Linked DNA regions of Homo sapiens: region 2 is linked to region 1. Evidence: read pairs that join two places in POLR2A ChIA-PET (ENCODE). Cell type or tissue: Panc1. All regions are shown on one strand. Each heading gives the region's core, and the rest is flanking DNA. Links, peaks and the distances in the headings are about the cores only.

Region 1 (7,942 bases), core at 1,502-6,501:
CTAGTGGGGCTGCGTCTACAGCGTGACCTGTGCCCCAGTGAACAGGCTGGGGGCCCAACTTCTCCGGAACCTCAGCCTCTGCCAGGTTCCGGACCCCAGGAGGGCCATGGGCAGGAGGCCCAGCAAGACTGTGTGGCCCAAACCCATGCCTGTGTCCATCCTTCCATCCCCTTGCATATATATATATGTGTGTGTGTGTGTATATATACACATATACATATATATATATATATTTTTTTTTTTGAGACAAGTCTTGCTCTGTTGCCCCCAAGCTGGAGTGCAGTGTCACGATTTTGGCTCACCGCAACCTCCGCCTCCCAAGTTCAAGCGATTCTCCTGCCTCAGCCTCCTGAGCAGCTGGGGTTACAGGCGTGCATCACTGCGCCCAGCTAATTTTTGGTTTTTTTTTTTTTAGTAGAGACGGGGTTTCATCACTAAACCTGTTGGCCAGGCTGGTCCTGAACTCCTGACCTCAGGTGCTCTGCCCGCCTCAGCCTCCCAGAGTGCTGGGATTACAGATGTGAGCCACCTCGCCCAGCCTCCTTGCTTATCTATTTCAACAGTTATTTAGTGAGCACCTACTATGTGCTCAACCCAGTTTTTGGGAAGCCTAGTGAAGACCCCAGGTCCCGCCCTCCTGACCAAGCAATTTACACAAACCCCATACTTACTTCTGGAGAGGAGACCTAGGGCTCTGCATTCGTCCCCAGGCTCACCACCCAGCGCATTCTCTGGGCTCAGGGTCTCTGGGTAGGGGCTGGCTCTACAGGATGCTCCAGAGGGCCTCGTGGGGAGGGTGTATTCAGAGAGGGGTAGTGCACGCGTCCACTCCAGATGGTCCTCAGGGAAAGAACTTTCTCCACACGGTCATGTGAGCAGGCTCCTGGCAGCAGTCACACATCAGCATCACTGTTGCTACTGTGGTTGGGGCCAGCTCAGGCAGGGTGACACCAAGACAAAGGCCTGCAGGAAGGATGGGCTATCCCCAAACATAGGCGAGTGGAGGGAGGACTTAGGGTCACCGTCGGCTGGACTTCACGGACACCGAGGGTGAGCCCCGGGGTGAAGGAGCCATGCCCCGGCCACAGTGAGGACCAGGAAACCTCCCCTGGGGCTGGAGGCGGGGGTCCCAGATGAGCATCTGCTATTTGAGTTCTCACGGGGATCACCTTCCTGGGGGTGACAGCAGCCAAACAAAGCACACAGCTAGGTGGCCACGAGGGGAAGGCCCGGGAGCCTGGGTCAGGAAGCGGGTGGGAGGAGGGTGGGCCGGGGGCTGGGGAATGCTGCAGGGAAGGAGGGAGCGGTGAGGACGGCCGCCACACGTCAGGAGGGCTGGCTTCTGGGGCCCAGCACCCGGCAAATCTTGAAAGAGAGGAAGAGGAGCGGGCGTGAGGCCAGAGGGGACCCCAGGGCCACTGTGGGGACGTGAGTTCTGGGAGGTGCCGGCCTGAGGGGCCATCCTGTCTGCCGTTCCCCGGGGAGGCTTGGGTGGGCAGAGACATTCCCCACGGGTGACATTCCCCACGGGTTTCCAAGGGAGAGCCCCCTGTGGGACTGGAGAGCCCAGGGGACTGCAGAGACTAGAGAGAGATGAGACCAGGAAGACACCAAGGCCCGGACCAGGGCAGCCAGAAGGGCCCTCAGCGCTGGTCCCTGCAGCTCCTCCTAAGCCAGATCTGCCAGGGGAGCTCGGAAATGCCTGTCGCGGAGCCTCGGTCCATCCGCCCCTCCCAACCGGTCCGGCACATCCAGGCGCACACACATCTGTCCACAAACACACCCTCCCTCACACACACACAACTCACACACACACCAATTCACACATACACAACTCACACACCAACTCACACGCACACAACTCACACGCACAGCAACTCACATACACATCAACACACACATACACAACTCACACACCAACTCACATATGTGCCAACTCACATGCCAACTCACACACGGACTCACACACACACCAACTCACATGCACACCAACTCACACATACACAACTCACACACCAACTCACACATACATAACTCACACCAACTCACATGCCAACTCACACAACTCATATGCGCTCACACATACACAACTCACACACCAACTCACATATGTGCCAACTCACATGCCAACTCACACACGAACTCACACACCAACTCACATGCACACCAACTCACACATACACAATTCACACACCAACTCACACATACACAATTCACACACCAACTCATACATAATTCACACCAACTCACATGCCAACTCACACACCAACTCAACTCACATGTACACCAATACACACACATACACAAGTCACTTACACACCAACTCACATACACACCAACTCACACATACACAACTCACACCAACTCATACCAACTCACATACACAACTCACACACCAACTCATACACACCAACTCACACATACACAACTCACACACCAACTCATACACACCAACTCACACATACACAACTCACATCAACTCGCATACACACCAACTCACACATCTCACATACACACCAACTCACACGCATACCAACTCACACATACACAAGTCACTCACACCAACACACCAACTCACACATACACAACTCACACTAACACACACCAACTCACATACACAACTCATACCAACACACACACCAACTCACACATATACAACTCACACTAACACACACCAACTCACACACACCAACTCGCATGCACACCAACACACACTAACTCAAATACACACCAACTCACACTCACACCCTTACACATACACAACTCACACACCAACTCACACACACACCCTCACCCCAACACAACCTCACACATATACAACACACACACCAACTCACACCCACACACTTTCACACACACCCTCACACACCCTCACACACACCAACTCCCATGCACACATCCTCCCTCATACACAACTCACAGACCCATGCACACACCCTTGCCCCCACCCAACACAACCTCACATATACACAACTCACACACCAACTCACATGCACACACCCTCACTCCCAACGCAACCTCACAACTCACACACACCAACTCACACACCCTCACACCAACTCACACGCCCACACCCTCACCCCAACACAACCTCACACACACAACTCACACCAATGCACATATACACATCCTCACACACATTTACATACACCCCTGCTCACAGACACTCTCTCTGGCTCTCTCTCACACACACACACACACCCTACCCCCCACTAGGGCTCAAGGACCCCTCCAGTGTCCTCAGGGCACTGGCCCAGGGGGCGGCAAGGAGGGTGATTCCCAAATAGCAGCCCCCAGAGCCCAGGTTCTGCCCCCAGAGAAGCTCAAGTCCAGACACCAGAAGGACCTCCCTTCATCCTGAAGACATTTACATGAGGAGAGCCACTTCCCCGAGTGACTCAACATGCACAGATCTGGAGGGACACACACACGCACACGCAGAGGGCTTCTCTAGACAGCTGTGTGCACCCCTCACTTCCGGCTCAGGATTCCCAGGCTCCAGCCCGGCCCCAGCAATCCAAGTCCTTCCCATCTATGCAAAGCTCAGGGGTGCCTCTGGCTTGTGGGGGCCTCATGGAGCCATATCCTGTTCCCTCATTCCAGAGGCTTTCCCTGCCTAGTGGGGCAGCTCTGGGGCCAGGAGAGCGGGGACGGCCCCAGCCTGAACCACAGGGAAGTGGAAACCCTCAGGGAAATTCACACTCCAGCTGCCTGCCAGCCAAGGACAACACACATTCATACATGCGCACCGACACGTGTACACAGTGACACGTGTGTACATACAGCCCCATACTCACCCTGACACGTAGGTACACACTTGTCAGAGGCGTTCGAACCAGAGCGACTCCATTTTGAGTGAGGGCTGGAAAACGAGGCTGGGACCCGCTGGGCTGCATTACCAGAAAGGTGGGTATTCCGAGCCCCTAGAGGTTTATGGTTAAGGGAACAAATTAATAATGTTTACTAAAACAGACCCGGACTTAGGAGTGTCCAGATATCGCCATATCTGAAGAACAAAGGCATTCCTAATTTTGCTTTAAAGATAATAATATCGATTCTTGCAAAATATAGTAATTAAGAAAATTAATCCTTTATCACAAACCCTTGTAGCAGAGCAAATCTCCCCATATATACAAGCATTGTACCTAGGGTGGATGCGTTCCTCGCTCCTCCTCTTACTTTCAGGAACATCCTACTCTGTCTACGGAGTAGCTGTCTTTTTACCGCTATCCCTTTTTTTTTTTTTTTTTTTTTTTTGAGATGGAGTCTTGCTCTGCCCAGGCTGGAGTAGCGTGATCTCAGCTCACTGCAACCTCCGCCTCCCAGGTTCAAGCGATTCTCCTGCCTCAGCTTCCCAAGTAGCTGAGACTACAAGCATATGCCACTACACCCAGCTAATTTTTTTTTTTTTTTTTTTTTGTATTTTTAGTAGAGACAGGGTTTCACTATATGTTGGCCAGGCTGGTCTCAAACTCCTGACCTCAGTTGATCTGCCCTCCTCGGCCTCCTAGAGTGCTGGGATTACAGGTGCGAGCCACCGCGCCCAATCCCTTGTACTTTCTTAATAAACTTGCTTTTGCTTTTCACTGTGGACTCATCCTGAATTATTTCTTGCGCGAGATCCAAGAACCCTCTCTTGGGGTCTGGATCAGGACCCCTTTCCCGTAACACACTAACACATACACACTGAAACTCACACATGCACTAATATACACTCCCCTACTCCCACTGGTGCACACACACCAGCACACTCACAATGACACGACACACCCAAGCACACACGGACACAGGCGCGCACACACGGACACAGCAGTGTGTAACTCTGGGTCTCCGGTGGGTCTGAGTGGTCTGCTCCACGGTGGGTCTCTCCTGAGGCTGGAGCCTCCTCTCAGAAATGTTTCTGCCCCCAGCTGCCATGTGGCCTAAAATCCTGACAAATTAGGAAAGATTCCTTTAAAACCAGCACTTCGGATTTTAGGCTTAAGCAATATTTGGAAAATGTGAGGCTCAGTCCCCCAGCTCGCTGGGCTGTGGGCCTGTCACCTGGCGCGCGTGGGGGCAGGCAGGAGGAGGGGGCTGGCTCGTGGTATGGGGCGAGCCCGGGCAGATTTGGGGCACAGGCAGGCACGCGGACACCCCACCGCTGAGAGCCAGAGAGACAGCAGAGGGCCGTGGGGATCAAAGACAGGGCTCTGGAGGGACCCAATCCCCACCCACTCTCTCTGCAACCCTCCCCAAGGGACTTCACTCCCGCAAACCTCAGTTTCCCCATCTGCACAATGGGTGTGAACCCGGGACCCACTTCATGGGCTAATGCGAAACTTAAATGACACCGTACCAATTAAGTTATAAGCCCTGGAAGCCCAAGAAAAGAAAGCGGTGGTGCGATGGGGGAAAAACCACCATCCCCGGCTTCCCGCGTGTAACGGGGCCGAAAATAACCAGCATTTTCCTTTTCTCTGCGGCTGAAGCCCACGCTTCCCAGAGGACCGGGCCTGCTTATCAGGAGCAGAGCGGCTCGCTCGGCTGTCTCCGCCAGAAGGTGACTGTGGGGGCCCGGCTCCCCTCCTGCCTCCAGCCCGACTCCCACCAGGAACACACCAGCTCCTCCCCCCGCCGCCCCTTTCAGGTTTCCGCCCCACCCCCAGCCCGCAAACAATTTTGCATATATTTAAATCTCCTCTGCGAGTTCCCCCTCCCCCGGAAAAAGAGAGAAAAGAAATTACAAAGGCCGTCATTTGTCTCCGTCCCCGCACCCCATCTATCAGGGCCCGGAGCCCGTCGCCTCGAATGAGGCGCGCGCCCGGGACGGCCGCTTTAATGGGGCGCCGCGTGTGACTGTGCAGCCGCGCGGCGGGCGCAGCCGGCCGGCATTTGCATACATATTAAACGGAGCAGTAAAAAATGCAGACATGCAAACCATTTGGACGGGCTCCTCGGCGTAGAGCCTGCCAGGAAATCAATCTTCTGGTTTCTTAAAGGCAGCCTGCTCGGGAGGAGGTGGCGATGCCACACAGCCCGCAGGCCGTGGGAGGGGGCCATCGTCTGTCCATCTGCCTGCGGGAGCAGCCGTGGGGGTCCTTCCCGGCCATGGAGGAGCCACCTCCTGGGAGCCAGGGGCCGGGGAGTTGAGTGTGGTGGGTCCTGGCTCAGCCGGCTGTGTGCCCTGTAGTAAAAGGGGTCCCCTCTCTGAGCTCCCCCTCACTGGGTGCTGAAGATATTTCCTTTCCCTTTTGCTAGGCTGGGGCTTAAGGGACTAACCCAAGATCACTGGGCCCCTCTATGCAGAGCCTGGGTCTCTAAGCCAGGTGCGAAGAAGGATGGCCAAGAACACAGGCTCTGGGGGCGGGCGGCCTAAATTCAAAGTCAGGCTCCACTCCCCAAGAGCTGTGTGATCTTGGGCAAATGCATCAACCTCACTGTTTCCCGTAAAAGGGGGATCAATATGCCTCCCTCTTCGGTATGCTGTTGGATTGAAATAGGTCAGCCTTGTAAAGCACTTGGCTCATTGCCTGGCATGTAGTAAGTGCTCAATAAATAGTGGTAGAACAATGTGTAGGAGGGCCCTTGGTGTTATTGGTATGTTTTTCTTGGTGAATATCCCTCTTTATATCTGCATAGTGTGGCAAGCCACTCCTCCCAGAGCCTCCTTACCTGTAAAATGGGGTGTTTTGATTTTCACGGGAACTGCTAGCTGTGTTCTAGAAGGCACTGGGTCCCTGCTGTGTGCTCCCACCCACCCGCTGATTCCAGCCAGGTGTGGCCAAACTGGCGCCTCTGAGGGCTGCCCACAGCCTGTCTTAGGCAAAGCCCAGAGCAGGGATGGGGGCATACCCCCAAACTGACCATACATCTGTGGGGCCAGGAAAAGGCAACTGGCCCTGAGCCTCAGCCTAGTGAGACTGGGGCCTCTCTGAATTCCATGGCACAGATAAGGAAACCGAGGCTCAGAGAGGTGTGGCAAAGCCAGGAAGCTTGAAGGTGGTGCCTCTGGGATGCAAGCCAGGTGTGCCCAACTGCAAGGCCACCTCCCCAGAGGTCCCCCAGAGAGGAAATACTGCCGGCAGAGGGAGGAGCTCATCCCACAGTGTCAGGGAACACAGCTTCCCCCCAAAGGAGGGGGGTGCTTGTGGAGAAAGAGCTGAGTTTTGCGTCTGAGCCCAAGTGAATATTTGGTACTCATGAAGGTCCTTCCTTTTTTTTTTTTTTTTTTTTTTTGAGATGGAGTTTTGCTCTTGTTGCCCACGCTGGAGTGCAATGGTGTGATTTCAGCTCACTGCAACCTCCAACTCCTGGGTTCAAGCGATTCTCCTGCCTCAGCCTCCAGAGTAGCTGGGATTACAGGTGCCCATCAACACGCCCAGCTAATTTTTTGTATTTTTAGTAGAAACAGGGTTTCACTATGTTAGCCAAGGTGGTCTCGAACTCCTGACCTCGGGCGATCCACCCACCTCAGCCTCCCAAAGTGCTGGGATTACAGGCATGAGCCACCGTGCCAGTTTGGTCCTTCCTTGAAAAGACCCAGAGGAAGAGGGGAGAGAGGGTTTTCAAGAACCAGCTCAAGTTTGGCCTTCATTCATTTACTTCATACTCCCGGAAGCGAGGAACAGAGGTGACCAAGGTCCCCAAGACCTGGCCGGGCAGTGGGCAGTGGGAAGTGGTGGGGAGTTAATGGCAGGATGGAGGGGTGCACCTAGACCAGTGGGTGCACTGTCCTCTCTGAGACCCTGGGGATTAGGTGAAGAGGCCAAGCCAGTGCATTGGGGTGGGGGGGCTTTGCCTTCTGTTGGGAGAGGGTCCCCTGTGGTTCAAAGCTTCCCAGCTGAGTGGCAATGTGACCTCCCTGCTGTGTGTGGGAGTTGCAGCCTAGAGTTATGGGAACTAAAGAGGCCAGACCCAGAGCTGTGGCCCAATTCACTGGTGTCTTGCTGTGTGACTTTGG
Region 2 (7,189 bases), core at 515-5,514, 430 kb before region 1:
CTGCTATCAGGTGACCGAGGAAGAGGAGACTCAGGCCTGGTTTATGGATGGTTCTGCAGGATATGTGGGCATCCTCTGAAGGTGGCCAACTGCAGCACTACAGCTCCCCTCTGGGACACCCCTGAGGGACAGTGGGGAAGGGTCATCCTCCCAGCGGGCAGAAACTTAAGCAGTGTACCTAGTTGTGCACTTTTCTTTTTTCTTTTTTTGAGACGGAGTTTCACTCTGTTGCCCAGGCTGGAGTGCAGTGGCACGATTTCAGCTCACTGCAACCTCTATCTCCCGGGTTCAAGCGATTCTCCTGCCTCAACCTCCCAAGTAGCTAGGATATGGGTATGAGCCACCATGCCTGGCTAATTTTTTGTATTTTTAGTAGAAATGAGGTTTCACCATGTTGGTCAGGCTGGTCTTGAAGTCTGGACCTCAGGTGATCCACCCACCTCAGCCTCCCAAAGTGCTGGGATTACAGGTGTGAGCCACCGCACACAGCCATCTTTTCTTTATTCTTGCTTTTTTTTTTTCTTTTGTTCTGTCACCCCAGCTGGAGTGCAGTGGCACGATCTCGGCTCACTGCAACCTCAGACTCCCAGGTTCCTGAGCCTCAGCTTCCCAAGTAGCTGGGACTATAGGTGTGTACCATCACACCCGGCTAATTTTTGTATTTTTTGGTAGAGATGGGGTTTCACCATGTTGCCTGGGCAGGTCTTGAACTCCTGATCTCAGATTATCCGCTAGCCTCAGCCTCTCAAAGTGTTGGGATTATAGGCATGAGCCACCGCTCCCAGCCACGCGCTGTGTATGTTCTTAACCAGCGGCCCATATATGGTGCTGTTTCTCTGAAAGCCAAGGTTCATGGGTCTGGAATCAAAAGGTGAAAATGGGAGTGGCACCACTCACTATTACTCTGAGTGGCCTACTGGAAAAATGTGTGCTTCTTATTCTTGTGACTTTATTCTCTGTTGGCCTAAAGATCTTAGTTCCAGAGGGAGGAGTGTTTCCAGCGGGAGACACAACAATTCCTTTGAGCTGGAAGTTAAGATGCCACCCGGCCACTTTGGGCTCCTCATGCCTCTGGGTCAACAGGGAAAGAAGGGAGCTATGGTGTGGGCTGGGGTGACTGATCCAGATCACCAAGGGGACATTGGGCTGCTGCTCCACAATGGAGGTAGGGAAGAGTGTGGAATGCAGGAGACCCGTTAGGCCATGTCTTTTTTTTTTTTTTTTTTTTTTGAGACGAGTGTGGCTCTGTCGCCCAGGCTGGAGTGCAGTGGTGCGATCTCGGCTCACTGCAAGCTCCGCCTCCCGGGTTCACGCCATTCTCCTGCCTCAGCCTCCCGAGTAGCTGGGACTACAGGAGCCCGCCACCACACCCGGCTAATATTTTGTAGTTTTAGTAGGGATAGGGTTTCACCGTGTTAGCCAGGATGGTCTCGATCTCCTGACCTCATGATCCGCCCACCTTGGCCTCCCAAAGTGTTGAGATTACAGGCGTGAGCCACAGCGCCCGGCCTCCTTAGGCCATCTCTTAGTATCACCATGGCCTGTGGAAAATGACAATAACCCAATCTAGATCGGACTATGAATGGCCCAGACCCTTCAGGAATGAAGGTTTGGGTGTCACTCCACCCAGATAAAGAATCACGACTGGCTGGGTGTGGTGGCTCACACCTGTAATCCCAGCAATTTGGGAGGCTGAGGCGGGAGCATCACATGAGGTCAGGAGTTTGAGACCAGCCTGGCCAACATGGAGAGACCCCACCTCTACCAAAAATACAGAAACTGCGTGCCTGTGGTCCCAGCTACTTGGGAGACTGAGGTGGGAGGATCGCTTGAGCCCGGGAGGTCGAGGCTGCATTGAGCCAAAATCGTACCACTGCACTCCAGCCTGGGTGACAAAAAAAAAAAAAAAAAAAAAAAAACATGACCAGCTGAGGTGCTTGCTGAAGGCAAAGGTTGTACAGAACCAGTAGTGGAAGAAGGTGGTTTTAAATACCAGCTATAACCATGTGGTCAGCCACAGAAACAGAGACTGTGATTGTCATCAGTTTTTCCTCTTTATTTTTCTCTGCATGTGTGTCTGTGTGTGTGTGTATATATATATATATATATATATATATCTTTGTTTCTTTTCCTCTCTTACTCTCTTATCATGTAACATAAGATGTATTGATTTTATATCATAGTATTTAAGCTATGGGATATCAAGGAGAAGCGTAAACATCACTCTCCTCTTCTTACCTCCTCTTCCGGGGAAGGGATGAGTGTGTTTCTGGTGTATGCAGGAGAGTTGCATCGTGTTAGGTGGAATTATGACTTTGCTTTGTCTTTACTTGGAGATTAAGTACGGTTTAGGAAATGTCTACAGGGTACCTAGTTGACAAGGGGTGGACTTGTGGTGGTTAGTCTTTTGGGTCAGTTTCATTGGCCAAAGGTGCCCAGATTACACATTGTCTCTGGGTATGTCTGTGAGGCTGTGATTGGCATTTGAATCCACAGACACAATACAGTGCCCTCCCCAGTGGCAGTGGGCATCGTCCAATCTGTTATGGGCTTGAATAAAACAAAAGGCAGGTTGGGCACAGTGGCTCACGCCTGTAACCCCAGCACTTTGGGAAGCTGAGGCAGGTGGATCACTTGAGGTCAGAAGTTCAAGACCAGCCTAGCCAACATGGTGAAACCCCGCCTCTACTAAAAATACAAAAATTTGGCTGGGTGCAGTGGCTCACGTCTGTAATCCCAGCACTTTGGGAGGCTGAGGCGGGCAGAGAGCCTAAGCTCAGGAGTTCGAGACCATCCTGGGCAACATGGTAAAACCGTGTCTCTACTAAAATACAAAAAATTAACCAGATGTGACGGCGCACGCTTGTAGTGCCAGCTACTCAGGAGGCTGAGGCACAAGAATTGCTTGAGCCGGGGAGGCAGAGCTTTCAGTGAGCAGAGATCGCGCCACTGTACTCCAGCTTGGGCTGCAGAGTGAAACTCCGTCTCAAAAAAGATAAATTAAAAAATAAATAAATACAATACATAAATAAAATACAAAAATTAGCCAGGCGTGGTGAAATGCGCCTGTAATCCCAGCTACTCAGGAGGCTGAGGCAGGAGAATCGCTTGAACCTGGGAGGTAGAGGTTGCAGTGAGCTGAGATTGCACCAGGGCACTCCAGCCTGGGAGATAGAGTGAGATTCTGTCTCAAAATAAGAATAATAATAATAATAAGGCAGAGGAAGGAGGAATTTGCACCTTTTTCCTTGCCTGCCTGCTTGAGCTGAGACATCTCCTCTCATCTTCTGCTCTTGCACTGAAATTTATACCATTGGCTTCCTGGTTCTCAGGCCTCTGGACTCTGAACTGCCCCACCAGCTCTCCTGGGTCTCCAGCGGGCGGACAGCAGTTAATGGTACTTCTCAGCTGCCGTAATCACATGAGCCAATTATATGGCATAGTAAATCTATCTATCTATCTATCTATCTATCTATCTATCTATCTATCTATCTATTTATCTCTCTATCTCTCTATCTATCTGCATTTCCTTGACACAGGGTCTTACTCTGTCATCCAGGAAGCTGGAGTGCAGCAGTGCAATCACTGCTCACTGCAGCCTCAACCTTCTGGGCTCAAGTGATCCTCCCATCTCAGCTTCCTGAGTAGCTGGGAACACAGGTGTGAGCCACCACGCCTGGCTAATTTTTAAAAATTTGATTTTAGAAATGAGGTCTCATTATGTTGCCCAGGCTGGTCTTGAACTCCCAGCCTTTAGCAATCCTCCTCCCTCAACCTCCCAAAGTGCTGGGATTACAGGTGTGAGCTGCCATGCCTGGCTCCTACTTTTATATAAAAGGATATATTTATGGTCATGTGCCTCATGATGACATTTTGGTTAACAACTGACTGCATACGTGATGGTGATCCCATAGATTATAATGGACCTGAAGAATTCCTATCACCTAGTGATGTCTTAGCCATTGTACCACTCTAAGGTTTATTAAAGAAAAAAAAAAAGACTTGGCATATGGCTCACACTTATAGTCCCAGCACTTTGGGAGGCTAAGGCAAGAGGATCACTTGAGCCCAGGAATTGAGGCTGCAGTGTGCCACGATCCCAGCACTGCACTCCAGCCTGCATGACAGTGTTGTCTCAAAAAAAAAAAAAGATAACTGTAAAACAGCCTCAGATAGGTCCTTCAGGAAGGATTCCAGAAGAAACATTGTCATCATAGGAGATGACAGCTCCATGCCTGTTATTGCCCCTGAAGACCTTCCAGTGGGACAAGATGTGGAGGTGGAAGACAGTGATATTGATGATTCTGCCCCTGCGTAGGCCTAGGCTAACGTGTGTGTTTGTGTCTTCATTTTTAAGAAAAAAGTATAAAAATTAAAAAACAGGCCAGGCCCGGTGACTCACGCCTGTAATCCCAGCACTTTGGGAGGCCGAGGCAGGCGGATCACGAGGTCAGAAGTTCGAGACCAGCCTGGCCAACATGGTGAAACCTGTCTCTAAAAAAAATACAAAAATTAGCTGGGCATGGTGGCGCATACCTGCAGTCCCAGATACTTGGGAGGCTGAGGCAGGAGAATCACTTGAACCCATGAGGCAGAGCTTGCAGAGAGCCGCGATCACGCCATTGCACTCCAGCCTGGTGAGAGAGTGAGACTCTGTCTCCAAAAAAAAAAATAAAAAAAAAATTGCGTCCAGGCCTGGTGGCTCACGCCTGTAATCCCAACACTTTGGGAGATCGAGGCAGGCAGATCACTTGAGGCCAGGAGTTCGAGACCAGCCTGGCCAACATGACGAAACCCCATCTCTACTAAAAATACAAAAATTAGCTGGGTGTGGTGCGGGCGCCTGTAATCCCAGCTACTTGGGAGGCTGAGGCATGAGAATTGCTTGAACTTGGGAGGCGGAGGCTGCAGTGAGCTGAGATTTCACTACTGCACTCCAGCCTGGGTGACAGAGCCAGATTTTGTCTCAGAAAAGAAAAAAAAAATTGCTTGTTGCTTGGCTGGGAGGAAGCACAAAAGGATGCTAGCTGCTGTTTACTGCTCATGTTATTATTCATAATAACATGTTGGTATTTGCTATATCATGAGAGGCCCTACCAAGCTGATTGTGTCTTCAGCTATCTCTGATGTTATGTTTGTGTGGGTTTTGATTAGGACGTGTCTTCCTTACTCGCCCTTTGTCGAGTCGTCCTGAGCTTGGAATCTGGGCCGGCTTCCTGCAGTCACACAGGGCCCTGCACGAAGAAGGAACCCCTAGGCTTGCTTTAATTTTTTCTGTCCCTGTCTTGAAATTCTCTTTTTTTTTTTTTTTTTTTTGAGACGGAGTCTCGCTCTGTCGCCCAGGCTGGAGTGCAGTGGCACGATCTCGGCTCACTGCAAGCTCCGCCTCCCAGGTTCACGCCATTCTCCTGCCTCAGCCTCCCGAGTAGCTGGAACTACGGGTCCCCGCTATCACGCCCGGCTAATTTTTTGTATTTTTTTTTTTTAGTAGAGACGGGGTTTCACCGTGTTAGCCAGGATGGTCTCGACCTCCTGACCTCGTGATCCGCCCGCCTCTGCCTCCCAAAGTGCTGGGATTACAGGCGTGAGCCTTAACAATTTTTGAACAAGGGGCTTTGCATTTTCATTTTGTACTGGACTTTACAAATGATGTGGCCAGACCTGCTTGGAGTCACAATTCTTCCTGTGCTAATAGCAGTGAGGGGGGTCCCAGCAAAGGATGGAGGCTCCCGGCAGTCTGAGCTGAGTCAGCAGCACATGGGATAAGGCCCCTCTAAGAGGGACCTTTACAAACTGCAACGAAGCAGTGGTTACAGGGGCTGGAAAACCTGACATCCAAGGATGAGCTCACGGGGCAGTGGTTGTTTCGCCTGGAAGACAAGATTTTGGGTGAACTGGGTGGTGTCCTCCAATTTCTGAAGGGCAGTGGAGAGGAAAAGGGAGAGAGGGAGTGTGTGTGTGTGTACGTGTGTGTGTTCTCTGTGGCCCTAAAAGGCAGATCCAGCTCACTATAAGGAAAGAATCTTGAAGAATTTTGAACAAGGAAAGTTGTGCAAGAAGGGAACAGCTGGCCTGAACTCAAACCTCAGCTCTCTCAGCTCTGCCTGGGGGTCAAGAGCATGGGCTCTGGCTGGAGCCAACTACATCTCTGTCCAGATCTGTTATTCTTAGGTAAGGTCATTCACTGGCTTGATCCTTTATCTCCCTCTGTAACATGGGCCTGATAATGCTCCACAGTACAGGGTGATGATGCTGGTATAAAATATAAAGCACCTAAAGGGTGTCTGGCCATTAGGAGGTGCCTAACAAATGACACCATTGTTTGCTGTTTTTTTTGTTTTTTTTTTGACAGAGTTTCACTCTTGTTACCCAGGCTGGAGTGCTATGACGAAATCTCGGCTCACTGCAACCTCCGCCTCCCAGGTTCAAGCGATTCTTCCGCCTCAGACTCCCAAGTGGCTGGGATTATAGGCACACGCCACCATGCCCAGCTAATTTTTGTATTTTTAGTAGAGATGGGGTTTCGCCATGTTAGCCAGGCTGGTCTTGAACTCCTGACCTCAGGCGATCCGCCTGCCTCGGCCTCCCAAAGTGCTGGGGTTACAGGCGTGAGCCACCACGCCCAGCCGTTTGCTGTTATTACTGTTACTATAATGAGTTCCTCGTGCCTGGGAAGGTTGCAGTTGAGATGGAACTCAGGAAGTTGCAGAGATGACCCTTGTATCAGAAGTAAAATAAGATGCACACATTTCCTCCTTGACAATTGCAGCATCTGGCATATTTGGATGATTAGCAAAAACCAGTCCGTCAGGCGTGATGACTCACGCCTGTAATCCCAGCACTTTGGGAGGCCAAGGGGGGCGGATCACTTGAGGTCAGGAGTTCAAGACCAGCCTGGCCAACATGGTGAAACCCCGTCCCTACTAAAAATACAAAAAAACAACTAGCCAGGCATGGTGGTGCACACCTGTAATCCCAGCTACTCAGGAGGCTGAGGCAGGAGAATTACTTGAACCTGAGCCAAGATCATGACACTGCACTCCAGCCTGCAGCCTGGGCAACAGAGCAAGACTCAAAAAACAACAACAAAAAAAAAAACAAAAAAAAAAAAACACAAACAAGTCATAAAGTGCTGTCCGAGTGACAAAGGCCCTCAGGGAAAGGGGTGGTGCTTCTTGTGGAATGGAGG

Evidence for each region. Peaks named below come from ENCODE experiments on the same cell type or tissue, not always from the same donor. Only the 100,000 strongest peaks of a DNase experiment are listed, where the experiment ranks them.
Region 2: POLR2A ChIA-PET joins it to region 1 with 6 read pairs; 3 of 35 experiments call an interaction of 5 or more read pairs at or near these places.

Annotation. Positions count from the first base shown.
Region 1 is chr9:129,334,773-129,342,714 of GRCh38, reverse strand. LINC01503 (long intergenic non-protein coding RNA 1503) reads right to left here and starts at 5,792. Exons shown (of 4, transcript NR_120686.1): 1 at 5,727-5,792; 2 at 3,798-3,923; 3 at 672-883. RefSeq lists enhancers at 5,312-6,115, 6,116-6,919, 7,724-7,942, 7,510-7,942. In Panc1, for the core only: no CTCF peak of the experiment used is centred there; no DNase peak of the experiment used is centred there; H3K4me3 peaks cover 576 bases; H3K27ac peaks cover 4,129 bases.
Region 2 is chr9:129,762,285-129,769,473 of GRCh38, reverse strand. No RefSeq gene overlaps it. Among named protein-coding and RNA genes, the nearest start is that of PTGES, 13 kb to the right of the region's middle. In Panc1, for the core only: no CTCF peak of the experiment used is centred there; no DNase peak of the experiment used is centred there.